Linked DNA regions of Homo sapiens: all the other regions are linked to region 1. Evidence: chromatin loops called from intact Hi-C (ENCODE). Cell type or tissue: PC-9. All regions are shown on one strand. Links, peaks and the distances in the headings refer to the core of each region. The heading gives the core; the rest is flanking DNA. Region 1 overlaps S100Z (S100 calcium binding protein Z). Region 2 has its middle 14 kb from the start of AGGF1. Region 3 has its middle 44 kb from the start of F2RL1. Region 4 overlaps ZBED3-AS1 (ZBED3 antisense RNA 1). Region 5 overlaps IQGAP2 (IQ motif containing GTPase activating protein 2).

Region 1 (6,492 bases), core at 1,711-5,710:
CGCACATCACCATGCCTGGCTAATTGTTGTATTTTTAGTAGAGATGGCATTTCACCATATTGGCCAGGCTGGTTTCAAACTCCTGACCTCATGATCAGCCCGCCTCAGCCTCCCAAAGTGCTGGGATTCCAGGCATGAGCCACCACGCCCGGCCTACTATACTTTTAACTGTTAGTTTAGCGTGTACTCCCTCAATTCATAAAAAAAGCTAACTGTAAAGCAGCCTTGGGCAGGCCCTTCAGAAGGCGTTGTTATCACAGATGCCAGCTCCACAGGTGTTATTGTCCCTGAGACCTTCCAGTGGGATGAGATGTAGAGACGGAACACAGCAATGATGATTCTGACCCTGTGTAGGCCTAGGCTAATGTGTGTGTTTGTGTCCTAGCTCTTTTTTTTTTTTTTTTTTTTTGAGATGGAGTTTCACTCTTGTTACCCAGGCTGGAGTGCAGTGGTGCGATCTTGGCTCACTGCAACCTCCGCCTCCCGGCTTCAAGTGATTCTCCTGCCTTAGCCTCCCGAGTAGCTGGGATTACAGGTGCACACCACCAGGCCTGGCTATTTTTTTTGTATTTTTAGTAGAGACAGGATTTCACCATGTTGGTCAGGCTGGTCTCAAACTCTTGACCTCAGGTGATCCACCTGCCTCGGCCTCCCAAAGTGCTGGGATTACAGGCGTGAGCCACTGTACCCGGCCCATGTCCTAGTTTTTAATGAAAAAGTTTACAAAGTTAAAAAAAAAATTAAAAATAGAAAAAACTTATAGAATAAAAATATAAAGAAAAAATTGTACAGCTGTACAGTGTGAGTTTCAAGTGAAGTGTTATTACAAAAGTGTCAAAAAGTTTAAAAAATTTAAAAGCTTATAAAGCTAGAATGTTGGCTGGGCGCAGTGGCTCATGCCTGTAATCCCAGCACTTTGGGCGGTTGAGGTGGGTGGATCACTTGAGGTCAGTAGTTCGAGACCAGCCTGGCCAACATGGTGAAACCCCGTCTCTACTAAAAATAAAAAAAAATTAGCCAGGTGTGGTGGCGGGTGCCTGTAATCCCAGCTACTCAGGAGGCTGAGGCAGGAGAATCACTTGAACCCGGGAAGCAGAGGTTGCAGTGAGCTGAGATCACACCACTGCACTCCAGCCTGGGCGACAGAGTGAGACTCCATCTCAAAGAAAAAAAGAAAAAAAAAAAGTTACAGTAAGGTAAGGTTAACTTATTTTGAAGAAAGAAAAATTTTTGTTTGTTTGCTTGTTTTTGAGACAGGGTGTTGCTCTGTCACCCAGGCTGGAGTGCAGTGTAGTGATCTTGGCTCACTGCAACCTCCACCTCCCAGCCTCAAGTGGTCCCCCCACCTCAGCCTCCCAAGTAGCTGGGACTACAGGCATGCGCCACCATGCCCGGCTAATTTTTGTATTTTTAGCAGAGACAGGGTTTCACTATGTTGCCCACAATGGTCTCGAAATTCTGGGCTCAAATGATCTGCCTGCCTCAGCCTCCCCAAGTGCTAGGATTACAGATATGAGCCACCACACCTGGCCATGAAAAGTATTATAAAATAAATTTAGTGCAGCCTAACTGTACAATGTTTATGAAGGCTATAGCAGTGTATAGTAGTGTCCTAGGTCCTAGGCCTTCACATTCACTCACCATTTACTTACCAACTCACACAGAGCAACTTCCAGTCCTGCAGCCTCCACTCATGGTAAGTGTCCTATAAAGGTGTACTATTTTTTTTATCTTTTATACATATTTTTACTGTACCTTTTCTATATTTACCTACACAAATACTATTGCATTACAGTTGCCTGCAGTATTCAGCACAGTTATATGCTGTACAGGTTTATAGCCTAGGAGCAATAGGCTATGCCATATGGCCTAGGTGTGTAGTGGGCTGTACCATCTACGTGTGTGTAAGTATACCCTATGATGTTCACACAATGACAAAATCACCTAATGACGCATTTCTCAGAATATATTTCTGTCATTAAGTAACACAGGACTATTTCATTTTCCCTCTTTAGGTACACAACATTTATCCATTACAGCATATGTATAATTTCTACTTTGTTAGTTTCACTTACCATTTTCCTGAAATTTTTTTTGCATTTTTGTAGTCTTTATAATTCTAATTTTAAATGGCTGCATGATTTTATCTTTTGTCAGACAAGCATGGGTCTGAGTCTCAGCTCTGCTACGACATAGTTGTGCGATTCTAGGAAAGCTTCTTTCTTTCCTTTTAAAAATAGCTTTGAGTTATAATTGACACACAATAAACTGCACGTATTTAAAATACACACTTTGGTAAGTTTGACATCTGTATACACCAGTGACACCATCACCACAGTCAAGATAATAAACATACTCACCACCCTCAAAAGTGTCCACCCTTCTGAGGTCCGTCCCTCCCACTGAGATTCCTCATGCTGTTGCTAGGAAAATGATAGAACATTTGAATCTGGTTACATAAAAAGACAAAAACTGGAGAGTTTAGGAGGAAGCAACTTAGCCTCCTGTATGACTGTAGTCTTGGCCCCAGGGCAGTTCCTGGCTCAGACACTCTGGGGGTATCCTCAGTCTAAGGAGGGTGTCTGCCTGCCCGGTTGACAGGATGCCTCTTCTTCACATACGTCTTGTCTTTCAGAGTCCATGACCAATGCCTCACTTACAAATATCTTTTCTCCTTTTGCTCCCACCTTTGTGGATATTTACCAGTTTTTTTTCTCTAAAATCATCCTTACTTTTTTTTTTTCTTTTTTTTTTTTTGAGGTGGGGTCTCACTCTGTCTCCCAGGCTGGAGTATAGTGGTGTGATCTCAGCTCTCTGCAACTGAGTTCAAATGATCCTCCTGCCTCAGCCTCTCGAGTAGCTGGGATTACAGGCATGCATAACCATGCCCGACTAATTTTTGTATTTTTAGTAGAGATGGGGTTTCGCCATGTTGGCCAGGCTGGTCTCAAACTCCTGACCTCAGGTGATCCACCCACCTTGGCCTCCCAAAATGCTGGGATTACAGGCGTGAGCCACTGCGGCCGGCCACAGTCATTACCTTTAAGCTCCCCCCAAATCTGATCATTTCTCCCATTCTTTGCACACTATCTCAGACCTTTACGCCCTAAGGGCTATGACTCATACCAAAATTGCAAAGTGCAATGGAAATAATTAATAGAGCAAGCAAGGTGCATAGGATAACCCTCTGTGCTATCAACAGGTGTGTCTCCCCCTCCTGGGATTTCATGTCACCCGTAAATTTGTGTCTCTAGCCTGACAGATTCTTTTTGAGCCTTTTGACATTGCCTTTGTTTCTGAAAGTCTCCTGGAGGGCAGGGGCTGAGGCTGGGTTATATAAAGATAAGCCCCTGAAGAAAGGGCTTTATAAATAGGATTTCAAGTGCATTCTGGGAATTAGAGGGCTGCCAGGTGCAGTCCTGGAGATTGACACTAAGGGGCAGCATGTACCAAAGGATATATTTAGCTCTGCCAAAGCCCAGTAGAAACAAAGAGAAAATCACCTTGCTTTTAAACCCCAAGAGCCAAGATGTAGAAGCCACATTTTCATCTCTTGAATCAAATTACAGCATTACAATTTTCAATATCTATTCTATTAGGAGTTTTACCTGCCAACTGAGTTCTCCGAGTAAATTATTTTATGGTTAAATATGATATAAATATAATACTGTTGAGACCCATATACTCTGTAAGATTTACTGATTTTAGTGCATCTATAACTTCAACAACTTAATTTGGAATTAAATAATATTTTATTCCAAATTCAAACTCTTTTTTTTTTTTTTTTTTGCGACAGAGTCTGGCTGCAACACCCAGGCTGGAGTGCAATGGCATTATCTCGGCTCACGGTAACCTCTGTCTCCTGGGTTCAAGCGATTCTCCTGCATCAGCCTCCCGAGTAGCTGGGACTACAGGCGCATGCCACCACATCTCACTGCTTTTTGTATTTTTAGTAGAGACGGGGTTTCACCGTTTTGGTCAGGCTGGTCTCAAACTCCTGACCTCAAGTGATCTACCCGCCTCAGCCTCCCAAAGTGCTGGGATTACAGGCGTGAGCCACCACATCCAGCTCAAACTCTTTATATTCATTGACATGACTGTTGTCTGTCTGTCTGTTTCTCTTTCTCCCTTTGATGAAGCAAATTTTTATGTGGAATAAAGGCAATCAAATAATTATTTGGCAGTTAAACTAGACAAGGCCAACTCTTGGGGAATCTTATGTTTCCCTCTCTGATTGATTTGTTTATGAATTCATCCATCAGTGAGGATTTCTGAGCACTTCCATATGCCTGTCCCTGTGCTAAATGCTGTGGAATGCATAGATGAACCAGATATCAACCCTGACATCAAGGAACTCATTCAAAGTGTGGAGGGTGGGGAACATACGGCAGACAAAAAAAAACGTGATGTTGGGAATGTATGGTAAGTGCAATGATGAGAAAAACAAACATAAGGTAGGAAATAGGAGAGGACAGAGAAGGCACCTATCAGAGATGGGGGGATGTGGGGTGGGTAGTTGGGAAGAGTGCAGGAAAATGTCCAAGAGGAGATGACATTTGAACTGATCTTAAAGGAGCAGATGGAATTAGCTTTCCACACAGTGTGCTCAGAACCTGCAAAGGCATGGAAGAATGGGAGCTCCCAACACCATGGTCAGTTTGCAGGCAGGGCCAACCCTTTGAATGGCCAGGAGCGTGGGTGTTGATTTGTGATTTAGATCAGCTTCTCTGACAGCAGAATAGACGTGAGAATGGAGGGGCATGGTAGAAAGTAGAAAGAGCAGTAAGGAAGCCACTGCAGTAATAGGGACCAAAAATTAAAAGGCCCCAAAGGTGGTGAAGAATGGAGAGAAGTGGACCAGTTTAGCTGGTATTTAAGAATTGTGGCTGGGTGCAGTGGCTCACACCTGTAATCCCGGCACTTTGGGAGGCTGAGGCAGGTGGATCACTTGAGGCCAGGAGTTCAAGACCAGCCTAGCCAACATGGTGAAACCCCATCTATACTAAAAACACACAAAATAATTAGCCCAGCGTGGCGGTGCCCACTTGTAATCCCAGCTACTCAGGAGGCTGAGGAAGGAGAATTGCTTGAACCCAGGAGGCAGAGGTTGCAGTGAGCTGAGATCCTGTCACTGCACTTCAGCCTGGGTGACAGACTAAGACTCCGTCTCAAAAAAAAAAAAAAATTGTGACAGAAGCTGGTGTGACCAAGGAACTGGATGTTTGAGATGACTGAGGGGATGAGTTTTGCTTAGGTCCCGTGAGATAAAGTAGAAAACGTAAAAAGACGTATTTACTCATTTCTGCTTGCCAGTGTAATTTCACAAGCCCCTGACTCTGTGTAGACACCCAGCTCTCCAGAAAAATGCTTTGAAGACAAAGGATACAGCATACAGTCCCGTGTCTCGGCTGAGTCATCGCATTCCTTAATAGGTAAATAAGCCTAATTAATGCCTTTTCCTATAGGTAACATAATGTCTGATGGGGTTAGGGATGATGCCTCTGTAATCTATACCAGATGTACTCTTATACACAAACCTTGATGTGATTCTGCTTTAATGTAACTTCTGCAAGTTTGATGTGACTTTGCATGTAGTGAACCCCCAAGGCCTGTGTAGAAGCTGCGGGTGGAGCTACCTTGCTGGAGCAGTCTCACAGAACCCCTCTGAAGGGCTGCTCCCAGGATGTAGACCTTGGTCTATAGTCCTCAGTAAGATTCCTGAGTAAAACTAGTTTTAACTTTCTAAAAGCTTGATTTTTTTTTTTCTTTAGTGGACAGTCCGAATTGAGTTTGAAAAGCTTGTGGGACATTCAGGTAGAGATGTGGTCCAGCAGGCTGTTGGATAGATGGTTCTGGAGCTTAGCAGACAGATCTGGGCCAAGAAATATAATCTTGGGAGAGACTGAAATTATAGGAGTAGCTGAGACCACAGTGGGAACAACATTTAAGAGCTGGAGAGGGGAAAGTGCTTTAAAAAATGAGGAGGAGGCTGGGCACGCTGGCTCACATCTATAATCCCAGCATTTTGGGAGGCTGGGGTGGGAGGATTGCTTGAGGCCAGAAGTTTGGGACCAGCGTGGGCAACATAGCAAGACTCCATTTCTACAAAGAAAAAAATAAAATAAAATCCTAAGCTCCTCAACTGACTGAACAGACCCTCTCTTGGCCCAGGGGACCCCAGAGAAACCTGAACAACTGAATTCCAGGCCTTGATGGGAAGAGAGGTCAGACAGGCCTCATTGTACCTCTTTCCTTTTGGGATACCAAATTCCAACCTCACTCTGGTAGCATCACATGACAGATAGCAGACCATGAAGGAAATCAAAATATTTTACCCCAAAATAGACTTCTCTGACATATTTTGAAATGGTCCTGTAAAGCCGTCTTTTATGGGGGAAATTTTGCATCTATAGAGAATCTCCATTAATGCAGCTAGGCCTTTCCAGATCTAGGAGAAATTAACTAGGAATTTGACACTTTTTAAGGTCCAAA
Region 2 (6,492 bases), core at 938-4,937, 150 kb after region 1:
AGTCATGTCAAAAATCTCTGAGAGGGATCAAGCTGGAAGAATGGGAACATGTGCTTTTCCACAACCCTTTGGCCACCTCCAGGTCCTCAAATTATATGATCAAACCTGAGATATGCCCATTCAAGTGAGAATATTTGACTTCCTATAAATTGGTAGAGGCTTGCGTGCAGATTCAGTTTAGAATTCTGGGGCAGGACAAATTTGTAGGTATTGTTATGGGCCTCTGTCAAGAGACACATAATATCTGGTTTGCAGATATTGATGATTGATATTTAGGTCCATTAATTTATTAGGGGCTATGAAATGCTGATATTCTAATTCCACCATTCCTTCTTTACTTATCACTTGAAATCTTTCTATAAAGAGAAATTTCCCTTCATCTATCATTTGGTGAGCCAATGGCATGGTTCATATAGGAAGGGAGGATAAATTATACAAGTTACATGTTTTCAAATGAATTGGTTCACCGGTATCATCTGCTGTGATTAATTAAAGCTCCTTTGTCTGCTGTTTTGTAATTATTGTCTTTTGTCTGTGATATAATGCTGTAGCTAACATTATTCAATTTGACAAGTGAGCACAAGATGCAGACACAGCTTCACATACCACTTTTCTCTACATCAGTATGCGTTAATTCCTGAATTATCCAATATTACATTCACATTAGCCATCACTGAAAATGACACCTACAAGGCTGGGCATGATGGCTTACACCTGTAATCCCAGCACTTTTGGAGGCTGAGGTGGGAGGATCGCTTGAGCCCAGGAGTTTGAGACCAGATTGGACAATATAGCAAGACTCCATTTCTAAAAAAATAAAAAATAAAAAAATAAAGTTAGCCAGGCATGGTGGCATTCACCTGTGGTCCCAACTACTAGGTGGGCTGATGTGGGAAGATTGCTTGAGCCCAGAAGTTTGAGGCTGCAGTGAGCCATGATTGCACCACTGCACTCCAGTCTGGGCAACAAAGTAAGACCCCATCTCTAAAAAAAAAGAAAAAAGAGAATGGCACCTACAAAGTTAATGACACAGAAAGAGTTTAATAAGCATGTGCATACTTAAACCCCATAAAAACTTGAAGATACTTAGCACGTCTTTGTTCTGTGGTTTTTTTTTTTTTTTAAATAAGGGTCTTCAGAAGGCTATGGATTACTATTTAATTATATTTTAATCTTCCAGCTATTGTATCATCCTAGTTAGAACTGCTAAAGAGCTAAGGATTAACCTGGTTTTTGAAAGTCAGGGTGTAAGCCAGCCTACACGTCTCCCATAAACACGCTTGGTTCTTCAAGTTCCCAGCAAAAGCAACACAGCCATAACACAGGTGAGGTACATTGCTTATCAATATATACAGATTAATTGAAGTAAGAACTGTGCTGTTAAAGAGAAGTACCCAAACACATGTTCTTATAAGTTTATGCAAATAAATTCTCTAACAATTTTATATTGGAATAAAATATATATGGCAAAATATACAAACATTCATATTCCCACTGAATCTCTGTGGCTGTCTAGCCACTTGGCAGAAGATCAAAACTCTGCCAGTTTATGAAGCAGATTCTGCATTAAATTAAGGTACTGTCCTGGGCAATAGGGCAAGTGCCCATCTGTAGTAAAAATACAAAAATTAGCCAGGCACAGTGGTGCTTCCCTATGATCCCAGCTACTCAGGAGGCTGAGGTGGTAGGATTGCTTGAGCCTGGGAGGTCAAGGCTGCAGTGAACCGAATTCACACCACTGCACCCCAGCGTGGGTGACACAGCAAGACCCTGTCTCAAAAAATAATAATAATAAAATAAGGTATTGATGCTCTCTGTACATTTGGACCTAACAAAGACTCTCTCCTTGACCAAACTTTAGTCAATCTCTCCTGAGCCCTCTTCTCAACTAGGCCTCAACGTGCATAGCCCAGTTTTCACAAGAATCCCACAAAGTCAATTTAGAGAGAATCCCCCACCCTCAATATTTGATCGCTGTTGATGTCAATCAAATTCCTCATACCCTACCCTTGATATCTCATCAGCCTTTCCTGCCCTCAGCAAGAGCCTTGTTTGGCCACTCTAGCAAGAATGCCCCGTCTTTGATTTCTCTTCTTAGTAAATTTCCATCCACCATTACTCCCAACCTGCTCCTTGGCTGTAAATCTCCACTTGTTCTTGTCGTATTCAGTGTTGAACCCAGTCTCTCTCCCCTATTGCAATGGTCTTGACACTTTTACCTATTGCAATAGTTCTGATTAGGATCCTCCTTACCATGTTAATAAGGGTCAGAATGATTTTTTCTCTAACAAACCTGGGCCCAGCCTACTCTATCCAGCACTAATGTGCACCTCCCAGAAGTAAGGGAGTCTTCTTAGGATCCTCTTCTTTGATTACCTGAGATAGAAGGTGTGGGGGACCAAATTAAAGAGTACACCCGTTTCTCCCGACATTCTTTCCCATTCCTTAGATGAAGAACAAGAAGACATCACATTGCTAGATGCAGTAAAATGGGTACATAGGAAAACTTCACCAAAGGATTAAAAATAACATAATTACACTATCACAATAATCATTCCACTTACACAATAAAGTTAACTCAAGTGGGGATTCTTAGTTTCATGTTAATTTCCTCCCATAATGCCCCAAGATGGGGACATACTCTTCAGATAAATAGTCCTGCTCCTGGAGCACCCTGAGCATTCCTGGAGCTCCCTGCGCATTCCTGGCACTGGCATTTATCTCACTACATTCAAGTCACCTCTTGTCTGGGCTCCTCCAGGGTAGGGACACCTGGGGTGATGGTGGGAAGGTGGGGAGTTGCTCCTCATAGTTGAACACAGGCCTCTAATTCCATAATCATCTGAAGAACATCAGGCCCAGAATGTGGACCATTAGAAGCTCCAGGCAACATTTTGGCTCTTCAGATAGACAATACCGTGTTAGTCCTTAAACTTGTGCCTGAAACCTTTTGAAAATGTCAATGCTTTATTGCCACCTTCTGGTCAATTGTGTTTTGTGTTACTTCTTCAAGACGTCATTTGGTCTCAGTAAAAAGGATCTGAGAGAAATGAAGTCCCTGTCAGAGCAGAAATCCCACTTCTCCAGTGGTAGCCAACATGGACAGAATGTTATATATCCCTTGAGAAATTTCCCAAGGATGTGAATGCATGTATATGTCACACAAATGAATACTGTTCTGAATCTTGTAGGGTATAAAAGACAGGTCATTATAGCTTACATTTCTACAGAGCTTTGTTTTTAAAAAACAGTTTACAAAGCGCTTTCACATTTGGTCATTATAATAACTTGAGAGGCAAGTAGGATGTATTAATAGAATGATCTGTTGGCCATCCTATAAAAAGACAGGGAACTGTCAATGAACTCTAACTTTCCTTGCAGATTTGTGCTCCTATTAATCTTTTTAAGCTTTCTAGAATGGTTCTATATCTACTTTTTCATTAGCAAGCCCACTTTTGCACTTAAAATGTAATTTAGTTTACAAGAATAATGTACGCATCATATTAAACCATCTATTGTGTAGATAAAACTTTAATAATCAATTAATAACATGTATACATTAATGCCTCATGCTGATGCATAAACCTGAATTTATGGTTCATGATGATGACGATGATGAGACAGTAACATGTGAATTAAGAGCACTGCCTCTGGAAGCAGACTGTCTGAATTTGAATCCCAGCTCTGACTCTTTCTGGCTGTATTATCTTAAGCAAGTTACTTAATCTCTGGACTTCATTTTTGTTCTCTGTGAAATGGAGGTGATGATGATGATGATGGTGATGATGATGATGATACCTATCCCACAAGACTGTTATGATAATTAAATGAGTTAATATCAATACAGTGCTTAAAACAGTGCCTAGCACATAAATAATTATTTTTGAAAAGTAATTAAACCAGCTCCTGGCATGTAGCAAACACTATTTATAAAACAGAACAACAATAATTAATATTCATTGCAAACTTGCTATGTGCTAGGTTCTAAATTTAGAGCTTTCCACTCTATTATTTAATCTCCATCTGACATATGAGGAAACCTGAAACACAGAGCGCTTAAGTAACTTGCCTAAAGTCACACAGCTAATGTGGGTAACAGAACTGAGATTTAGTTAACGTGTCTCTGTCTAGAAGTTGTTACTTTACTACATAACACATGTCTGTGTTACAACTAAAGCATTTCACCCATTTATCAAGTTAATTCTATACTATTTGGAATCCTCTGTAACCCTAATGAGCTACATAAGCATCCAACTTTGTCTTTCTCTTCTAGGGTTTTGGTACACATTCAGATGAATCTTAATTTGTTCATGGCTATTTTATATGCAGACATATTCAATGCCAAATGAAATGCCATGACTATATTTAATAAGTGTATGATGATAATAAAGAAGTTGTTAGGCTTACATTCTGTCCTTGCTCATCAGGAGACTGTTCCAAGAAACTAATCTATAACTTTGGTAATTAAATATTTACTCATCATGATCTCAGATTGAATCCTCATGAACTAACACACGGCGAGAAGTACATATCAATAAACGATGGGATCATGACCAGGATCTTCCTTGAAACAGCAAGAAGGTAAATATGTAGTTGTGGCATTCCAATGTTTCCTTCGAATCATTTTAATTTCCTTTCTTATATTTTTAAATATTTTATATTATAAGAGAATTGTCAATAACTTGCTCCACCTCAGGGAAAAAAGGGAAGGGAGGAAAGGAGAAGACTCCTACAGAGTTAAATGCTTTCACATTTCTTGATTAATTCAGCACCCTACTCCACCCCCAAGTACAGGTGGGAGATGCTTCCTCACACCCACTCCACTGAGGGTCCAATCTAGGACTCCATCAGTCCTCTCCCTCTCCTTCGGTTCATGAGTGTCTTGGGGTATTATGTGCATTGGGTAGTGAAGCTGGCTCCCCAGCTTCACTGGGGATGAAGTGAGTGTTCCTATGAGTCAGTGGGGGAGGATGCTGGAGGAATGAAGTCCTCGTGGGCACCAAGGGAGGATGGTTACCAGAGTTCCCTGGTGCAGGCAGGGGTGACACTCCCATGAATGAAAGTAGAGCCAACTGCAGCTGATGGCCCAGCTCCCAAGCAGTTCCTGAGCACCAATAGCCCTCATGGTGGTCCCTTATCAGATCTGCCCACCCAGTTCTTCCTGGGCAATGCGCTCTCTCTCTTCTTGAACACCTTTTCCTAATGCCCAACCCAGCCCCAGACCCTGTTTCCTCTTTACTGTATCCTCTTGTTTCCTTTTGGTCTTGGAAAAAATTCTTACTTCCTTTAGCTCCTAACCTTCTCTAGGGTACTTCTTGCTTTTCCTCAAACTCTAGTCTTTTGTTCTTTTCTGATAGGCTGATGTTCATCAGACTCAGAACCCATTCCTTTCCTTTCAGACAGAATCTAAGGGAAAATGATACTATATTAATTATATGACTTATAATTGTTATATAACACACACATATGTATGTATACACACACACACACACACACACACACACACACACACACAGTGAGAGAGAGAGAGAGCCTTGCTTTGTCACCCAGGCTGGAGTGCAATGGGGTGATCATGGTTCACTGCAGCCTTGACCTCCCAGGCTCGGATGATCCTCCCAAGTAGCTGGGACCACAGGAGTGCAGCACCATACCTGGCTTATTTTTAAAATTTTTTAAATTATTATTTGTCTCCTTATGTTGCCCAGGCTGATTTCAAACTCCTGGGCTCAAGTGATCCTCCTACCTTGGCCTCCCAAACTGTTGGGATTACAGGCATGAGCCACCATGACTGGCCAACATATAATTATTGTCGTAATATTTTATAATATTTGGACATTATATTGTTAAATTATTATAATTGTTATAATATTGTTATTATTATAACAGTATTGTATAACACTTGTTATAATATTGTAACATGTCATCACCTTATAAACTGTTTTAATATTTATTATATTATTATAATATTGTTATAATGTTATAAACATTAAAATATAAATTTACTTTAAAATCATATACCTAGTTATTATTATATTAAAATGGTTTGAACATTCCTATCTTTCTACTCTAACTTGTGTGAATGTAACTGCTCCAGGGAGATCGTCTGAGTGTGGGGGAATTGTGGAAAGGTTCTGAGCACATTTTGTTTACCTAGTAAGGAGAGGGTGTTTATTTTGTCCTGAAATAGATATTTCAGGTATCTATTTTGATCCTCTGAAAGAAAATTTGCATTGCTTTTTTTTTAACGTCTAGTTAGTATAACCAAAGAAATTGTTGCAAGACTTCACTTACTCTATTTTCTCTAATAATCTGTAGCATGTTTGTCCTTTAAACATAACTCCCATGACATTCTTAGACTTGTGCTTCTATAGAATAAATTGCATTCAATGGATGATATAGTTCTAATGCTGGTAATCTTATTTTACAATTGCACTTTTTGTGATTTCTTAATTTGTCTGTCTCTCCCACTAGACTTTAAATGACAAGGACCTA
Region 3 (6,492 bases), core at 902-4,901, 94 kb before region 1:
TGTAACTCCAAATATTCAAAGAACCTAGTTAACTTTGCAAAACTGCTATGTAAACATGGTAGCAATAGTTTGTGTGTATTTAGCAAAACAGAGTTAAACACAGTACTTGTATTTATGAAAACAAATAAAAAGGCAAAAAAAAACCCCAACAACCTATATTTATATAAAACAGATTCCAATTCAAGAAGGTAAACTTAGCATGTAGGTTTGTCATTCTTCTTAAGATACTAATGAAGCGATAAAGAATTTAAAAGAGTATAAATCCATAGTCACAAAGATGATGAGGCATGATTTGGGCATCAGCAGTTGAGAGATTTCAACACATTTCTGGGAGATGAAAAGAGAACATGAATTGTAGACAGAGGGAGTGGAGTAGGGGGTTATGTGTGGGAGCAGACTCTGGAGGAGTGAGACTTCTCCGCCCAGACAGGGTGTGGACTGGAGTCTGCATGAGAGGAGAGGAAAACAGAGAAAGGGACTGAAAATAGGATGCTAAACACCGAGATTTTCAAAATGCTGTGGATAATTTTTTAGGACCTAGAATTCCTTATCATCTAAACCAGGTATCAAAAGTAAAGGCAGATAATGACATTTTCAAACTGCCAGGATTCAGCACGTTTACTTACTACATACTCTTTCTTAATGAAGTTCCTTGAGGATGCACTTCAATAAAAAAAAAAGGAGCGGGGAGTGGAGTGGGGGAGGAAATTGAGAAAGAAAAATATGAGGCAATGAAGAAACAAGCCAGGTTGAGAGCTATACAAATTATAACAAATGTCAGATGTCAGGCCGGGCTTGGTGGCTCACGCCTATAATCCCAGCACTTTGGGAGACTAAGGCAGGCAGATCGCTTGAGCCCAGGAGTTCGAGACAAGACTGGGCAACATGGTGAAACCCCATCTCTACCAAAAATACAAAAAAATTAGCCAGGTTGGTGGCGCACACCTGTAGTGCCAGCTGCTAGGGAGGCTGAAGTGGGAGGATCACATGAACTCGGGAAGTTGGGGCTGCAGTGAGCCAAGTCCAGCCTGGACAACAGAGACCCCATCTCAAAAAAACAAACAGGCCAGTTGCGTGGCTCACGCCTGTAAACCCAGCACTTTGGGAGGCCGAGGCGGGCAGATCATGAGGTGCAGTTCGAGACCAGCCTGGCCAACATAGTGAAACCCTGTCTCTTCCAAAAATACAAAAATTAGCTGGGCATGGTGGTGTGTGTTTGTAGTCCCAGCTACTGGGGAGGCTGAGGCAGGAGGAGTGCTTGAACCTGGGAGGCAGAGGTTGCAGTGACCCAAGATCGTGCCACTGCACTCCAGCCTGGGCGACAGAATGAGACTCAATCTCAAAAAAAAAAAAAAAAAAAAAAAAAAAAAGGAATGAAAAACACAAACGAGGGCCGGGTGTGGTGGCTCATGTGTGTAATCCCAGCACTTTGGGAGGCCGAGGCGGATGGATCACCTGAGATCAGGAGTTCAAGACCAGCCTAGCCAACATGGTGAAACCCCATCTCTACTAAAAATACAAAAAATTAGCTGGGCATGGTGGCGGGCGCCTGTAATTCCAGCTACTCAGGAGGCTGAGGCAGGAGAATCGCTTGAACCCGGGAGGCAGAGGTTGCAGTGAGCCGAAATTGCGCCACTGCACTCCAGCCTCTCCAGCCTGGGCAACAAGAGAAAAACTCCGTCTCAAAAAAAAAAAAAAAAAAAAAAGAAAGAAAGAAAAACACAAACGAATGTCTGTGGGCTGCAGGAATACTTACTTGCAAGAAGAAATATACTGGATTCCAGGCAATATATAAAGCAAGTAAGGAACTGAAAAAACAAAAACAAAAAACCAATCTGGAAGAATGTGGTGGCAAAAGCATGTTTCTTTCATTAAGAAAGGTAATGCCGCCTGGCGCAGTGGCTCACACCTGTAATCGCAGCACTTTGGGAAGCTGAGGCGGGCGGATCACCTGAGGTTGGGAGTTTGAGACCAGCCCTACCAAAATGGAGAAACCCCGTCTCTACTAAAAATACAAAATCAGCAGGGCGTGGTGGCGCATGCCTGTAATCCCAGCTACTCGGGATGCTGAGGCAGGAGAGTTGCTTGAACCCGGGAGGCGGAAGTTGCGGTGAGCCGAGATCACGCCATTGCATACCAGCCTGGGCAACAAGAGCTAAACTCCATCTCAAAAAAAAAAAGAAAAAGAAAGAAAGGTAATGCCTAAGCTGGGCGCGGTGTTCACGCCTGTAATCCCAGCACTTTGGGAGGCCGAGGCGGGTGGATCACGAGGTCAGGAGACTGAGACCATCCTGGCTAACACGGTGAAACCCCGTCTCTACTAAAAATACAAAAAATTAGCCGGGCGTGGTGGTGGGCGCCTGTAGTCCCAGCTACTTGGGAGGCTGAGGCAGGAGAATGGCGTGAACCCGGGAGGCGGAGCTTGCAGTTAGCTGAGATCGCGCCACTGCACTCCAGCCTGGGCGACAGAGCGAGACTCCGTCTCAAAAAAAAAAAAAAAAAAAAAAAAAAAAAAAGTAAAAAGTAAAATTTTAAAGAAAACAAATTTCCCAAGCATTTCTCAGTTTGCTTTTGAGAAATGATTACGGTCATTTCCTTTAAGTGGTTAGTTCAGTGAATTATAGCTTTTTGTTAATTTGATTTCACAGCACAGTTTTGAAAATCACCCCAAAAAGTACTGCATGGCTTGAGCTGGCTTTTAACAGAATAAAATTCAATTCTGCTTTGAAGTCTTTATGACCTCCTTTACAGAAATGGTGACATTGTGGGGTTCTGAGCGCACCCTGAAATCACAGGTCTTGTGTGACACTGTGAAAATTACCCAGAACCCTGGGCACCCACTCCTCCACTACGGAAGTCACCAATGCTGGCAAATAGCATAACGGGCTTGTGGCGCCCCCTACTGTCCACTAGGCAAACTGCATCACCTTCCTGAGCTACGTTCCAGGGTGAAGTTAAAAAAGAAATCTGCACTTGGAAAGACTGCATGAAGGCAGTGTCAGGCACGTGTATTTATTTACGTTCTTTAATCAATAGATATGATTTCCAAAATTATTTACATAACAATTTGGGAAATTTGAACGTAAGATGGATATTAGATGATTTGGGAATATTAAGTAATTTTCAAGCCTGGGACCGACACCTGTATGGGAGCTGAGGCAGGAGGGTCACTTAAGTGCAGAAGTTCGAGACAGACAACACAGTGAGGCACCGTCTCTACAAAAAGTTAAAAAAAAAATTAACCAGGTGTGGTGGCAGGTGTCTGGTCCCAGCTACGTAGGAGGCTGAGGTGGGAGGATTACTAGAGCCTAGAGGCCGAGGCTGCAGTGAGTGATGATTGTACCACTGTATATCAGCCTGGATCAGAGTGAGACTCTATCTCTAAATAAATAATGATAATTTTGTTTTGTTTTGTTTTTTTGAGATGGAGTCTTGCCCTGTTGCCCAGGCTGGAGTGCAGTGGCACGATCTCAGCTCACTGCAACCTCCACCTCCTGGGTTCAAGCAATTTTGTCTCAGCCTCCCAAGTAGCTGGGATTACAGGCCCACACCACCACACCTGGCTAATTTTTGTATTTTTAGTAGAGACAGGGTTTCGCCATGTTGGCCAGGCTGGTCTCAAACTCCTTACCTCAAGTGATCCAATCGCCTCGGCCTCCGAAAGTGCTGGGATTACAGGCATGAGCCACAGCTCTCGGCCAATGATAATAATTTTTAAAAAGCAAACTTCTACTAATGAATATCTACATAGAGTGTCCTTATTTTAAGAGATGCATGCTGAAGTTTTTAGGGATAAAATGTCATAATATCTGCAACCAACTGTCAAATGGCTTTAACTCTCATTCAGAGCGAAAGCCAAAGCCCTACGATGACCTACAAGGCCACGTTTAATCTTCACCACCCCTCTTCTCTGTCCTCATCTCCTCCTCCAATCCCTCCTTCTCCCAGCACCAGCCACACTGACCTTTTCAATCATCTGCATACTCTGGCCTCTTCACACCCACTTCCCTGGGCCCAAGATGCCCTTCTCATTAGAGTCTGCATTGCTGGCTCCCTCACTGCCTTCCTACCTCTCTTCAAGAGACTTCTTTTTTTTTTTTCCTTCTTTTTTTGTGAGACAGAGTCTTACTCTGTCACCCAGGCTGGAGGGCAGTGGCAGGATCACAGCTCACTGCAGCCTTGAACTCCTAGGCTCAAGCAGATCTTCCCACCTCAGCCTCCGAAGTAGCTGGGACTGCAGGCACCGGCCACCATGCCTGGCTAATGTTTTTATTTTTTGTACAGGTGGAATCTGCCCATGTTGCTCAGGCTGGTTTCAAAATCCTGGACAGGAGATCCTCCCGCCTCAACCTCCCCACATGTTGGGATTACAGGTGTGAGCCACCTTGTCCGGCCACAAAGATATCTTAGTGACACTTCCTGGCCACAGGCTAAAATTTAATCTACCACTTACCTGCGTTGTTTTCTCTTCTTCGCTCTTAATACAATTTAATGCACTAAAATTTCACTTATCTTTTTTATTGTCTGTGTTGCCCAAAACATCAGTTTACATAAAAGCTTTGATAGTGGTTGTGTTCATTGCTGTATCCACTGGACCTAAACTAGTAACCAGAATATACTTAAAACTCATCTTATATACAATGAGTGAAAAAATAAAAAGCAGTGTGTGGGCTCAAATTTTTACTCTTATAGTCAATTTGCAAATTTTGTTTTAGACTGTGGCATGTACAATGTGTGAAAGATGCCATCTGTTGATGATTGGCAGATTTGACTGGTTTGTGCTCTGAATTAAGAATAATTTACTTTTTCCAATATAAGCTTTAAGTTGAGCCTTTCTAAGTTAAAAAAAAAATCTTCCATCGTATGTCTTTTAGGTACCATTGACATCTTTCCAGGCTTTCACGACAAATTCAAAGGTCAGTGATGGCTATACACCCCCTGAGATGGGGTAGCCGGGTTATGGGTGATTTTTGTCTATCTTTAGTAAACATAAAATTTCACCCAAAATTGTTTCTAGAACAAACATAAATATAAGAGTAGGATATTAGGGCCAGGCGCAGTGGCTCATGCCTATAATCCTAGCACGTTGGGAGGCCGAGGTGGGCGGATCACTTGAGGTCAGGAGTTCAAGACCAGCCCTGCCATCATGGTGAAACCCCATCTCTACTAAAAATACAAAAATTAGCCGGGCGTGGAGGCGCGTGCCTGTAATCCCAGCTACTCGGGAGGCTGAGGCAGGAGAATTGCTTGAACCCGGGATGTGGAGGTTGCAGTGAGCCGATATTGTGCCATTGCACTCCAGCCTGGGGTATGACAGTGAAACACTGTTTCAAAAAAAAAAAAAAAAAAAAAAGGAGTAGGATGTTAGATAAGTTCAGGGATGATAAAGCCATAATGGGTTAACTAGGATGGGGGTTGATTCGTAAGCTTTGAGATCGACTTTTAGAATCAGGCATATAAATCCTGCTGGATTTGAATGCTGTGTAGGATAGAGCACAGGTCTGAAAAAATATGAAAATTCTAATATCTTTATGTACCTAAAACATAGCCTCTTGCGTTTTTTATTTTTATTTACTTATTTATTTTTGAGACAGAGTCTCGCTCTGTTGCCCAGGCTGGAGTGCAGTGGGACAATCTTAGCTTACTGCAACCTCTGCCTCCCAGGTTCAAGCGATTCTCCTGCCTCAACCTCCCAAATAGCTGGGATTACAGGTGCACGCCAGCAGACCCAGCTAATTTTTTGTATTTTTAGTAGAGACAGGGTTTCACTGTCTTAGCCAGGATCATCTCGATCTCCTGACCTTGTGATCCATCCACCTTGGCCTCCCAAAGTGCTGAGATTACAGGCGTGAGTCACGACACCCGGCCGCCTCTTGGGTTATTTTTAAAATCACAGAGACTAGGCTAGTATTCCTAGCAGCAGGTAGAAGGCAAACCCTGTCCATATGGACCTCTGGATGCTGACAAATAAAAATGCATCTCTTTATCAACCTTGTAAACCAGCCCCCTTCCCATTACTGTAGTTGGCTGAGATTCTCACACTGTGAGATCTCCATTCCATTTATTCATATTACTCATTTACCAAAAGTGTATTGGGCCCAAATTGTGTCAGGCAAACTGAAGAGAACAAAAATGAATATTACACAGTGTACAGAGAAATTATGTTTTAAATTTATTAGAACTCGAATTGCAAAAAGAATCAGTAAGGTTGTCCTTGGTGCCATGGTTAACAGTCCTTTCAGATAAAGATCAGATACTTCCAAGTTCAGTTAAAACTTACTTTCGGCTGGGCCCAGTGGCTCACGCCTGTAATCCCAGCACTTTGGGAGGCCAAGGCAGATGGATCACTTGAGGTCAGGAGTTTGAGACCAGCCTGGCCAACGTGGTGAAACTCCATCTCTACTAAAAATACAAAAATTAGTCAGTCATGGTGGCAGGCATCTGTAATCCCAGCCACTCAGGAGGCTGAGGTGGGAGGATTGCTTGAGTCCG
Region 4 (6,492 bases), core at 772-4,771, 280 kb after region 1:
GATTTGGATATACACTAAATTCATGCTACTTGCTTCTGGAGGTTGCAGTAAAGAACTGGAACTGTGTCTGGGGATGTCACTTTTATCTGTTTTATTTAGTTCATTTTTTATAAACAATCCTTGAGGCAAATATGAGCTGTTAATAAATGCCAATTAGTCTTTTTGCATATTGGTTGCATTTCTCTTTTTTACAACTTTATTGAGTATAATTGATGTACACTAAACTGCACTTATTTAAAGTACACAATGTGATAAGTTTTGACAAGTGTACGTACCCATGGAATCTTTACCACAATCAACATTTGTTTCCTCCCACAGTTTTCTCAGGCCCTTTTGTAATCCATTTTTTGCTTAAACAATTTGTTTTCTATCACTATAGATTAGTTTTATATAAATGGCATCCTACAGTATGTACTCTTCTGGTGGCAGGGGGTTGTCTATCTGCCTTAATTCAGTAATTTCTCAAGATAAAAACAATTTTAAAAATCTTGGAACTGCTGAAAACAATCTGGGGCATATAATCTGTGATTCAGAAAGGGGGAAAGGAGGGAATCTGTGGAAAGCAGGTACCATTTGGGATAGATTCCCAAGCAGGAAGAATAAGCACACTTATTATAATGGCTTCCACATTCCCCAAATTATTCCCTTCATGTAATCTTTTTTTTTTTTTAATTTTGTGGCAGTGCCTGAAACTGCACAGATGAGAGTCTTTTGGATAAGTAAGCTACTCATTTAAAAACAGACGCTTTGCTCAGAATTTACTCAATGGCAGCTGGTTCAAGGAAAGCTTGTCATCCTAACCCTCTCCCAAACTTAGCTTCATTAAGGAAATGTGTGTTTGGATCATAAGAGAGAGGAGCTAAGATGTATTGAGGCATGGAGAGTTGGGGACTGTGGGAAGATCTGAGTGAGGCAGCACCCTAGGAGACTTCGGGGAACCCTAGGATATCGGGAACCAGAACCCAAGGAGGTGGGGAGGGCCAGAAAAGAATGTGAGAAGACACCCAAAGTTAATAGCCATCCCTTTCCTAATGTTCCCTATGTGCGGCTCCCTGATGAGAAACTGGAGGAAGAGATTCCCATCATCTTGCGTCTTCTATTCTCAACATCGGAGAACTCCTGTTCTTGAAATTCAACCTGATATCATTATTGCTCTGTGGATTAAACTGGCTCTTGTTTGCTAGGCTCAGAGTCCAAATACAAGATATAACATTGTTTTTATGGAAAAATGTGCCCAAATACCAAATAATTGATCTACAAAGAAAGTTTTGAAATGTAACCTGTTATACGCCAGGGATTTCTTACATGTGTAGATCTTTGTAACAATGAGCTATGTTATAATGGAAATATTTTCACAGATATAATTCTTAATCTATAGCCAATATCAGTCATTAAAACATACTGTTCAGTCTTGGGGCCCATAAGTGGAAGATGTTATGGAGAAATTGGAAAGGAGCCAGGGGAGACAAAGTAACTGATGAAAGGTTTTGAAAAATAGCCCTTTAGGGAAATGTCTACATTCATTCAGAGGAGAGAGGTGTATCAGTCTTCAAACTATAAAACGATGTTACATTATTGACATCAAGTCTTTTTTCTTCTTGTCCACAGAGGGCAATATTAGAGGAAATGAGTTTAAACAGCAGCAGAGGGGATTTAGGCTAGTCAGATGTCCCCAGCTTGAAGATGAGAGGTGCATTCTCAAGCTCCCAAGCCTCAATCTCATAAGGGAGTGGTCCTTCTTGAGGGATTTTTTTTTTTTTTTTTTTTTTTTAGCGCTCTGATCAGTGGCAGTCCAAGTTCACACAGCCCTGGTCTGCTTGAAGTTGTTTGCATACATCAGTATTTGGGAAACTAAGTTCGGTCCAAGAACAGAAAATGTTTCCTGGCTACATGGAGGGTAAAGCAAACGTGAAGTTGCCTCATACGAGAAGAATCCAGACATGAGAAATCTCAGCCTTTGGTCCATTATTTTGTAAATCTGCTCAAAAGAGCATGGATTCACAAGAGAAGTGTCCAGGAGGAGGGTAGTGTCAGCCCCACTGCTCTGTGGGGCAGTAGGACCACATCTCAGGCACTGGGTCCAGGTCTTGGCAGTCAGGATGTCTCCAGGGGCTGTTGAGAAATTGGAGTGCCTCCAGAGGGGAGCAATGGGGACAGAAGAATCTGGAAACTGGGTCAAAGAAGGAGCAGTTGAATGAACAACGTGTGTTGGCCTGAAGAAGATAAGTTGCAGCGGGGACAAGAAGCTGTTTTCAAAGTTTTCAAAGATTTGAAGTGCTGTCAGGTGGAAGAGCAGTGAAAATTGCGTGGCTCCAAACGGTAAATACAGGACCAATGAGTACGAGTCATAGGGACGGTGTCCGCTGAAAAGAAGGAAGCATTTTATAATCATTAAAGATGTTCAAAGTAGGTGGTGATACTTGGTTATATAGGAAATGTTTGTATGAAGACTAGATATATATAAAAATGTTGGAGGAAGAATTTTTGAGCTTTTTTTTTTTGTCTCACCAAGCAAATGAAACTTTTTGGAGAGAGATGACCTAGCAAAAGATTTTTTCTCTTGGTGATCAGGAAAGGCAGTCTTTGCAGACCGAACCACTAGAGGGAGTCAGGGCAGCAGCGTTGCAAGGCCGCCGTCCATTCTCTTCACCGAAGCAGCAACTGATAGCCAGGCCTGGCTCTCAGGTTCTAAGTTCCCCTGATTTCAATATCACCCCCATGAATCTTTCTGGAATGTTTACATCTGATTAAATTCTTCAATGTCTGAGAGGCCTCTGTGTGTAGAGAGGCACAATCACTGCTATTTGTAGTCTGCTTACATCTTTATTAATTATTTAATAAACAGTATTCTCCTAAAAATTCAAATACTCCCTAAACGACTAAAAATGAAAACTTATGCATTTAACAAATGTGACATTTTCCAAATATCTAAATATTAGTTTATAAACTAATTGATTATCCTAAATATATGTAATATATAGTGTATAATATATATATACTTCTAAAATCACAAATATCCTATATCTAAGTCTTTTAAATGCTACAAATGCCTTAAAAGCAGAAACACACAAATGAATCATCACAATGATACATATACAAAGTGATGAAATATAGCTAAAAAGATTTCCAAGCAAAGTGTTGAAGGTACCACCTGGTTTCTTCTTGGTGCTTATAGTAAAATGCAAGAGGAGAGTGATAAATCGAGGGAAGAACTGTTAAACAAAAAGGAATCAAAGATGATTCTGAAAATTCTCAGTCTCTCCAGATGGCAAAAGATGTTAAAATTAAGAAATCACTTTTGAGCTTGTGGCATAGAGATAAGTCCTGGCCTAGAGAAAAAGCTAAGTAGTGATTGTACAAGCTTTTGTTAAAATCTCAGGAAGATTAAGGGATCAGAGTAGTATTCAGTCATACAAAGGGCCCTCTCCAGAGATTAATGGTGTATCTCACAGAACCTCTCAAATAATAGGACCTTTTGGAAGCTTAATTGAGTTATCTTTCAACCATCTCAGCAGGAACTCAAGGTAGAAGGGGGCCTAGCTCAAAAAGAACCTTGGATGTGGCCTTTATGTAAAGGGAAATTTACTGGAGACCCACAAAGTATTTAAGAAAAGTATTTCAGCAAAAACACTGCCAACTTAAACTGAAAGGGACGGAAAGAGTACAAAATGAAAGGAGGCTGTTAGATCTCCAAAATTCTACTGGCAGGAAGCAGAATGATAAAACTACTCAGCTGCAAACATGTGCTACTTTTCATGAAAAAAGGAAAGATGACTCAGAGGGTGGAACCAAGAGCTATGGTGAATTATTCCCAGCCCTTGAAATCTAATCAAAGAATTCTGACTGAAGTTTGCTAGGCTGGGTTTTAAAACTGCTTTGGACTGTAACTCCTTTTTATCTTCCATTGCCCACCTCTCCTTCTCTTTTTAACTAGAAATGTCTATAACTATTTTACTATATTCATTCCTTCATTGTGCATTAGGAGCAAGACGATTTGTCTTTAGTTTTATAGATTGAGAGGAACTACGCTCAAGGAGCCTCATGCATACCTGGACCTGATTTAAATGATGAGATGCTGGACTTCAAGCAGATGCTGTAATGATATGAGGTTCTCAGGGACCTTGGGAAATAGTAAATGTATTTTGTGTGTGAGAGGGACACAAATCATTGGAGGCCAAAAGGGTGAACTGAGGACAGATGCTAGGGTAGCTCCCACAATCCCCACCTCCTGGTTTCACCCTTGTGGGATCTCGCCATGAGTGTGGATGGAACCTGTGATTTGCTTCTAACTAGTAGAATTTGGCAAAAAATGATGAGATATATGTGATTATGTTTACATGATTATATTATATAAGATTCTGAGTACATTGAGCTGCATAGAGAGAGCACGGGGGCAAGTGAGAGCCAGGTGGGTACTGGAAAGCTCTGTGCCTCACTGAGGAAAAATAACTAAACATGGGCAAAAGAGATCCATGGAACCTGAGAGGCAAGGTGTTATTATATGCATTCTTTGGCAAACTTGTCAGGAGGCGCATAAGAAGAAGCACCCAGATGGTTCAGTCAACTTCTCAGTTTTCTAGGAAGTGCTCAGAGAGGTGCAAGACCATGTCTGCTAAAGAGAAAGGGAAATTTGAAGACATGGCAAAGGCGAACAAGGCTCGTTATGAAAGACAGATGAAAACCTATATCCCTCCTAAAGATCCCCTTTAGGACGAAAAAGTAGTTCAAGGATCCCAATGCACCCAAGAGGCATTCTTTGGCTGTTTTCTTGTTCTGTTCTGAGTATTGCCCGAAAATCAAAGGAGAACATCCTGGCCTATCCATTGGTGAGTTGTAAAGAAATTGGAAGAGATGTGGAAGGGCACTGCCTCAGATGATAAGCAGCCTTATGAAAAGAAGGCTGTGAAGCTGAAGGAAAAATATGAAAAGGATATTGCCTCATACTGAGCTAAAGGAAAGCCTGATGCAGCAAAAAAGGGAGTTGTCACGGCTAAAAAAAGCAAAAAAAGGAAGAAGAGGAAGATGAAGATGATGATGATGATGATAATGAGTAAGTTGGTTCTAGCACAGTTTTTTTTCTTGTCTAGAAAGCATTTAAACCCCCTGTTTACAACTCCTTTTAAAGAAAGACATTGAGATGTAAGGCTGTGTAACATTTGTTTTTAAACTGCACAGTGTCTTTTTTGTATAGTTAACACACTACTGAATGTGGCTTTAGATAGCCCTGTCCTGGTGTATTTTCAATGGGCACTAACCTTGCCTGATACAGTATGGGGGTTGTAAACTGGCAAGGAAATTTAAAGCAGGTTCTTCTTAGTGCACAGCACAAATTAGTTATACATGGGGATGGTAGATTTTTTATTTTCACTTGTCTCTGATGCAGCTTATATGAAATAATTGTTGTTTTGTTAACTGAATACCACTCTGTAATTGCAAAAAAAAAAGTGGCAGCTGTTTTGTTGACATTCTGAATTCTGAATGCTTCTAAGTAAATACAATTTTTTTATTAGTAAAAAAATGTTCTAATCCATCTTTCCAGGAGATTCTCTCTCCCTTGCTGTCTTTGAAAAAGCAAGTTGCCATGTGAAGAGGGCCATATAGCATAGGAGCTGAAGGCAGCCTCCAACTGACGGCAAGAAAATGAGGTCCTCAGTCTGACAACCTGCAAGAAACTGAATGTTCTAAAAGCCACATGAGCTTGGGAGCAGATCTGACCCCAGCCAAATCTCTGAAGTCCGCAGGCAGGAAATGAAGATCAGAAAAAGGCTATTGTCTCATGAATATGAGCCAGACTCCACAGAAGCTGGAGTCCTTCATTATGGAGCTAAACACATACACCTGGCTTAGGAGTCAGAAAAACTGAAAGAGAATTCAGGGAAGTAGAGAAATTGCAAGCCCAGATGCTGCTTCATACCAAAGAAGCAAGTCAGCAGGTCAGCAACAATGTGTATCAGTTCCAAAATGACTTACACAGGTACCAAGACAAGACATTATATACACTTATATAGTCAAATACTTTAAAACTGTTAACAAACTTGCTACAATTGTCTCATTTGTCTTTTAACCTTAATATCACAGATCAAGTTTGTAATCTCAAAAGTTCACCCTGGCTGCTGTGTGGAGTATTCTCTTATCTGCTCATATTACACTGTGCTTATTCATTCATCAGTTAATGGAAATTTGGGTTGTTTCCTGATTTTGACTGTAATGAATAATGTTGCTGTAAACATTCATGTACAGTTTTGTGTGGACATGCTTTTCTTTCTCTTGGGTAGGTTCCTATGAGTGGAATCACTAGATTGTATGGTAAATGTATGTTTAACTTTTAAAGAAACTGTCAAACTGTTTTCTAACATGAACGGGCCATTTTACGTTCTTATCAACAATATATGATGGTTTCAATTTTCCCACATCCTCACCAACATTTGGTATTGTCTCTCTTTTACATCATAACTATTTTAGTGGGGATGTAGTGATATCTTATCGTGGTTT
Region 5 (6,492 bases), core at 946-4,945, 270 kb before region 1:
TTCTAGAAAATAAGCCTGAAGGATATGAACCAAATAGCTTTGGCCACAGAGATGTTTCACAGCATTGTTTAGAATACTGAAAACCAGGAAACAAATGTTTAATTAATAACAGATTGCCTATAAATTAATAACATTTATGGTGCTTGTACATGTGAGAAATATGTGCAACCAGTAAAAATGATAATGTAAAGAATGACTGGAAAAGATATCCATACTAATATTAAGTGGGAAAAATAAGATTAAGATATATAGCATTATCTTGTTTTTTGCAAAAAGAAAGTGAAGTCAGTTATAAAGACAAAACCTCTGCAAATGTATATATGAATTTAAAATACATAAAAGGATATACACAAAAGAGCTTGAGTGGTAGCATTTGTTTTCTTATTCTTGCTTACTAAGACTTCTGTATTGGCTGAGTGTGGTAGTTCCTGTCTGTAATCTTAGCACTTTGGGAGGCTGAGACAGGAGGATCACTTGAGGCCAGGAGTTCAAGACCAACCTGGGCAACATAGGCCTCATCTTTACAAAAATAATAATAATAATTAAAAAGACTCCCTATGTTTCCTAAATAGAAATATAGTATTTGTAATAAAAGAAAAATAGCTTATTTTCTTAATTTCATTCAGGTTCTCTCATTAATATTTTCTTCCACTTCTCTGGCTCTGAAGCTCAAGGCTACTTATGCTTGAGGACACTCATTCATCCTCAACTGGCCATAGTTAACCTGTGGCTGTCCAACCTCATTTCTTCTTCCTCTCTCCTTATCCTTTTTGCTGTAAACCAATTTAGGTATCCACGGACAGGTCACTGAAAGAGATAGAGGAGGTGAATTATAAACGATTCCATTCTGCTCTTATAATTTGATACTTTGTATGTTAAACTTGTATTTAATGTAATATATTTAAATAAAATTTACTTACATGCTCTCGATGGTAACCCCTTCTTCCCATTTGCTTTGAAAGATTAAACTATCCCTTTTTATTCTGAAATCAGTTTGCTGCGAGACTTCTGTGGAGATCCAGAAAGATATAATAATGCATTTTAAGATGAACATTATGTTATATATTAAATACCTGTAATATCCTAAATGTAAAATATGTATCAGCTTTTCCTTAGTGGTTCTTTTTCATGCTCCTGCTCCTTATGTCCCTTCAATATGATGAAAAAAATATTCCTTTTGAAGTTGGGCCAAGATAATATAAAATGGTTAAATGGAAGAAGATATTAAAGGGGAAGGGTGTTCTGAAATCTAAGACGTATTTTTTTGGATAAGCTAAATCCAGATTTTAAATCATATAAACCTGGAGATCTGGCCAGGTGTGGTGATTCATGCCTGTAATCCCAGCACTTTGGGAGGCTGAGGCAGAAGAATCGCTTGAACCTGGGAGGCGGAGGCTGCAGTGAGCCTAGATCGTGCCATTGCACCCCAGCCTGGGCAACAAGAGCCAAACTCCATCTCAAAAAATAATAATAATAAAAATAAAGCAAACCAAACCAAACAAAAAAACCTGGAGAGCTTTACTTGCTTTACCAAAAGATCACCTCAGATTTCTTCAAATATCTTGACCTGGTAGTGTATTTTAAAATTTCTATTTTAAAATTTATGAAAATGTCACTTTAACTTTTTTTGAATTAAATCAGTAGTCTTGGTTTGAAGACCTTGCTTTGTGCTTCAGATTATAACTTTTCAGTGAAATTCTCCCAACCTTCCCTTAACCCTTAATTCAAACTGGAAATCGTTAGCTGTGCTAAAATGTTACCTGGCACTCTCAGTCAGTGACAATGTTATCTAGTCCTTGGCTTAATTATATGGCTGGACTGAGCCTTTAAGCAACCAGTATAGCTAGGAGTAGGGATCAGCAATGGGAATGCAGATATTTGTGGAATCGTAACTTTTCATTGTAATCAACCCAGTCCCAAAAAATGATCATCTAATGAAAGCCCAGGAGCCATATACCTGTTCTTAAAGCCAGTGGAAAGCAGGTGGCCACGACTCCTCTTTCTGCTGAGCTATCAAGTTCTTTGACTTTTTGTTGTTTGTTGAAATGTGCATTGTAAACCTCCATCATGCACATGAGGTGTGTTGTGTGGGGAGCTTATGTTGCCATATGTTTTCCAACAGAACTACTTGGCCCACGAGGAGCTTTTGATTGCTGTGGAAATGTTGTCTGCTGTTGCTTTACTAAACCAGGCCTTGGAAAGCAACGATCTTGTGTCTGTGCAGAATCAACTCAGAAGCCCCGCAATAGGCTTAAACAATCTGGACAAGGCATATGTGGAACGGTAAGGAACATTTTCCAAACCTTCTTTCAATGCAGAAATGCATGTTTGGCAGATCTTAAAAGTGAGGAATTTGCCTGTTGGTGGAGAAATCCATATACCATGCTCATGTTTCTTGAAAACTAGTCTGTTTTAAGAGTCCTTCTAATTAGTATCCTTGTTTACAGTATTCCTTCTGGGGAACAAGAAGAATCAGAAAGTGATCATCCTGTGGCAATTAATAAATGACTTTGTCGTTGGCAAAGATTATTTGATAGGCTGAAAATAAAGGAACTATTGGAAACATACCTTTCCTTGGGCGTCTTTTGGAAACCGCAGAATGTAGAAGAGTTGGAAGCAACTTTAATAATCATCCAGTCCAATTCTTTTATGTCACTGATGCAGAAACAGAATCCGGGTTATGGACCTAAAATTGGGCAGTTGGGCCCCAAACTCCACTCTTCTGATTATTAAGCCAAAGAAATCCTGAGACCACAGTGGGTCATGGCAGTGGGTAACAACATCCATTTATCTTTCATTTCATGTTTCTGAAGTGTGCTACCAGATAGTACAACTGATAGCATTGTTATAAAACACTATAGCGGATCTTGAGAGAAAATCAAATGGCCAGAATTGGGAGCCAGATGAGAGAGTCGCTGAGATAAAAGCCCCAGTTAAAATGAGTGAATCTTGGATTCTTGTAACCACCAGGGGGAGATGTCTGCACAGATCTTGACAAAAGCTCTTTTCAGCTACTGATTTTGGAACGGCTCTAATAGGCAGGTTGGCTAATTCTCTTGGGTCATGTACAGTTGCCAAGGAAAAACCAGAGATTTCTTAGGTTAAACAAATGGTATTTGACCACTTGTCTATGTAGTGAATGGCCAAAAGGTAATGGAAGGATGGTGGGTTTTCCTTGTTTTTAGTCTTTTTGGAGAAACTAATTCTCTTGTTCTACTTAAATTTGGCCATCTGGTTCATATGACTCCTTAGAGTGTGTTTCCAAGGTAATTTATATCTACCACCACTGTTTCTGTTACTTGTTAATGGCACCATTCTCTCCTGTAAGCTTAGAAACCTGAAGCCCAATTTGAGTTTCCCTCTGCCCTCAGCCGGGCACCCTCGTGCTCTAAAGAGCCTGCTGTCAGTAGCCAGTCTATGTGCCTTATACCTCTGCAAGATGTTTCCATTTCCCTGCAACCACCCTCACTTAGACTTCTCACTTTTGCTTCTGTAGTAACCCCTAAATTGGTCATCCTACTTCTTTTCTCTCCCCATTCATTAATCATTCCTACCTAACCAGGCTTTGCCATACTTTCTCAGTGCTAGAGTAGAAGACAGACCCGGTCAATCCCTTATGAAGCTTACAGGCTAATGGGGCATCTTGGTGAGATAACTGTCAAGACTATTCCACATATTTAGCATCCCTGGCAACTGTCCTCCACATGACATTAGCCCCTGACTCACCCATTCTGATTATCAAAAATGCCTGCTTCTTCATTTACAAATACCCTTAAAGAAGTGGTCCCATTCTATTTGAAAACCATATTCATACCTGTAGTTTCCAGCTGGGACCTACAGATGGAGCCTCACAGTTCGAGTGTTCTGTGTGAAGAACTTTTAAAATGTTTTGATTTTTTTTTTTTAATTTAAATACATTCTGGATCTGGAAGACCCAGTACTGACATGGGATTTAAGGGCCCACTTGGGTTCTTGTATTGACACTTGTATTGGCCCCAAATGATCTTCTACAGCCTTGGCATTTTACTTCCAAAGTCAGCATCTTAACTTGGGATCTTGGAATCCCAGTTTTGCAGATTATCAAGTTTGAGAAACACGGCTCTGTCCAGGGCCTCTCCCCATAGAGTGCAGGTTCTTCATAGCACAAGTGTGCTGTGCATGGCCACCTTGACAAATTCATGCAAAGTCTCTCCCTGTTCACCGTGGCTTCTACTCTTGGGGCTGTGTTTGCCCAGAGAGATTCTTTTGTCTAATTCTCACAAAAGTATTGTATGGGTTAACATTAGCCTTGGGCATACACTGTTCCCAGATTAACTGTTCTAAAATGTAACCCTATTCATAATTCTGTTTGATTGTTCCTTGTTCACATCCGAATTAAGAACAGACTTCTCATTCTAAGCATGTTGCTCTGACCTTACCTCCAGCTCCATCCCTACTCGTATTTTGTGCTTTAGCCAAGTCCAAGTGTACTTTCTGGTCTCTGTGTTCCTATGCGTGGTCCTCTCACCATCAGGAACTTGGTGCCTTTACCCAGCTCAGCTAAACACAGTATTGGAGCTTCTGAGCCCTGCCTACCATACATTATGTTCTGTGAGGTATATCCGTGCTTCTCCCCACCCTAGCATCTGATGTTATCTCTCCTGGGAGGTAGCATGATGTGGTTAAAGGAGCATATGCCTTGGAACCAAAAATATCTGAGATTGACCCTCCCTAACTAAGCCTTTTTCCTTCATCTATAAAGCACAAAAACAAAAGAAACAAAAGCCCCACTCTGCATTTGCAGAACTGTTTTGAGGATTTAGTGTTTGGTTCAGTGCCTGTCCCAGGGAGGGTGCTCCACCAATAAGGGTTTCCTTCCACTTCTTGCTTTGAACCCCATTATATCTACTCTTATGGACTCTTTAATGGTCCTTCCTGTGCTCTGCTTTTATACCTTTTTGGAATTTTTGTCGTCTTACCCACTGGTCTGAAAGCATAAAGGCTGCACCTTTTTCCTCCTAATATTCCTGTAGTGCCTGCCATGTTTTACATGTAGTAAGTGCTCACAAACATCTGCTGAACTAAATTGGATTACTGATCTTCTCAGAGCTTCCCAGGGCTCTTAGATTAGTAGACTCCTTACTAGTCTGTCCATAGATGAGGTGAAGAGAACTGAGAGGAGTGAGAGGAGAGGACATTGACCTGTTTGGGGAAACTACGGAATATTTCCCAAAGTTGGTAACTTCAGTACTGGAGAGAAATACTCAATTGGAAAAGCCTGTGGAGTTCTCTTGTGTTACTTTAAAAAAAATTTTTTTTTATTATTATACTTTAAGTTCTGGGATACATGTGCAGAACATGCAGGTTTGTTACATAGGTATACAAGTGCCATGGTGGTTTGCTGCACCCATCAACCCACCATCTAGATTAGGTATTTCTCCTAATGCTATTCCTCCCCTAGTTCCCCACCCCCTGACATGCCTCGGTGTATGTTGTTGTTCCCCTCCCTGTGACCACATGTTCTCATTGTTCAACTCCTACTTATGAGTGGGAACATGTGTTGTTTGGTTTCTGTTCCTGTTAGTTTGCTGAGAATGATGGTTTCCAGCTTCATCCATGTCCCTGCAAAGGACATGAACTCATCCTTTTTTTTTATGGCTGCATAGTATTCCATGGTGTATATGTGCCACATTTTCTTTATCCAGTCTATCATTGATGGACATTTGGGTTGGTTCCAAGTCTTTGCTATTGTGAACAGTGCCGCATAAACATACAGGTACATGTGCCTTTATAGTAGAATGATTTATAATCATATAATGGGATTACTGGGTCAAATGGTGTTACTTTTAAAATCTTTTCCTTTATAGCTTGTTTTTGTTCATTTCTAAAGAAATGATGGGTAGTTGTATTTCTTTCTGTGTTTATTTTTTACTTTCTCATTTCACTCCTGTTGGGTCAGCATTTAGACGTTAAGTGTATGGGATGCCCATAAGGACTTTGCGCTTTTGGAATGGTCTCCATCTGTGAGGGACACTAACCAGTGCAAGTTACCGATAATCCAAATCGTTATTGTGGTCAGTATTATTTATTATACATTACTAGTGTATTTCACATCTGCACTTGGCGAGGCCTCATTCAGCTACAGAAAATAAATTGTTACCACCATTTCCTATTTTTGAATGTTTTTCTCTCAAGCTACTCTCTATGGAAGACACCGCATGTCACCTTGAAGCATGCAGAATTTTGAAAAAGTTTGTCACAACCAAGAAAACAGTTTTAGACTTCATATAATGTTTCTTCTTTTAACCTCTGCCATTACTAGATCCCTAGAGACTATTCAGAATTCAAACTGCAGAGTGACTCATTATGTACACAGAAGATTGTTCTTCATTGCCCTGGTGCAAAGACATAAAAGCACACTAAACTATCTAGTTTTATTAATTTTCGCTGGAATAGTTCATGTTAGCCTATGGTTGTAACATTGGTTCTGTGAAAATTGGAAAGTGGGAAAAT

The links. A loop is a pair of places that touch in the nucleus more often than their neighbours do. Peaks named below come from ENCODE experiments on the same cell type or tissue, not always from the same donor. Only the 100,000 strongest peaks of a DNase experiment are listed, where the experiment ranks them.
Region 2: a loop joins it to region 1, with 12 times the contacts of the local background. A loop is called at or near these places in 73 of 110 quality-filtered maps.
Region 3: it touches region 1 in a loop (3-fold over the local background); 3 of 110 quality-filtered maps call a loop at or near these places.
Region 4: a loop joins it to region 1, with 7 times the contacts of the local background. A loop is called at or near these places in 12 of 110 quality-filtered maps.
Region 5: a loop joins it to region 1, with 15 times the contacts of the local background. A loop is called at or near these places in 16 of 110 quality-filtered maps.

Annotation. Positions count from the first base shown.
Region 1 is chr5:76,864,853-76,871,344 of GRCh38, forward strand. It overlaps S100Z (S100 calcium binding protein Z), which reads left to right. Exons shown (of 5, transcript NM_130772.4): 2 at 5,314-5,432. Among named protein-coding and RNA genes, the nearest start is that of S100Z, 18 kb to the left of the region's middle. RefSeq lists an enhancer at 5,496-6,193. In PC-9, for the core only: a CTCF peak has its summit at 3,438; a DNase peak (open chromatin) is centred at 3,139; H3K27ac peaks cover 1,041 bases.
Region 2 is chr5:77,013,390-77,019,881 of GRCh38, forward strand. No RefSeq gene overlaps it. Among named protein-coding and RNA genes, the nearest start is that of AGGF1, 14 kb to the right of the region's middle. In PC-9, for the core only: CTCF peaks have their summits at 3,006 (motif pointing left) and 3,207; no DNase peak of the experiment used is centred there.
Region 3 is chr5:76,771,854-76,778,345 of GRCh38, forward strand. No RefSeq gene overlaps it. Among named protein-coding and RNA genes, the nearest start is that of F2RL1, 44 kb to the right of the region's middle. RefSeq lists an enhancer at 1,007-1,506. In PC-9, for the core only: CTCF peaks have their summits at 2,901 (motif pointing left) and 3,106; a DNase peak (open chromatin) is centred at 2,907.
Region 4 is chr5:77,142,113-77,148,604 of GRCh38, forward strand. ZBED3-AS1 (ZBED3 antisense RNA 1) reads left to right here. Exons shown (of 3, transcript NR_182763.1): 3 at 5,540-6,492. It also overlaps a transcript of PDE8B not described here and the pseudogene HMGB1P35. Among named protein-coding and RNA genes, the nearest start is that of ZBED3, 58 kb to the left of the region's middle. RefSeq lists an enhancer at 2,452-2,746. In PC-9, for the core only: CTCF peaks have their summits at 2,597 (motif pointing right) and 2,796; no DNase peak of the experiment used is centred there.
Region 5 is chr5:76,598,690-76,605,181 of GRCh38, forward strand. IQGAP2 (IQ motif containing GTPase activating protein 2) reads left to right here. Exons shown (of 36, transcript NM_006633.5): 11 at 2,123-2,283. Among named protein-coding and RNA genes, the nearest start is that of F2RL2, 21 kb to the right of the region's middle. In PC-9, for the core only: CTCF peaks have their summits at 2,951 (motif pointing right) and 3,834; no DNase peak of the experiment used is centred there.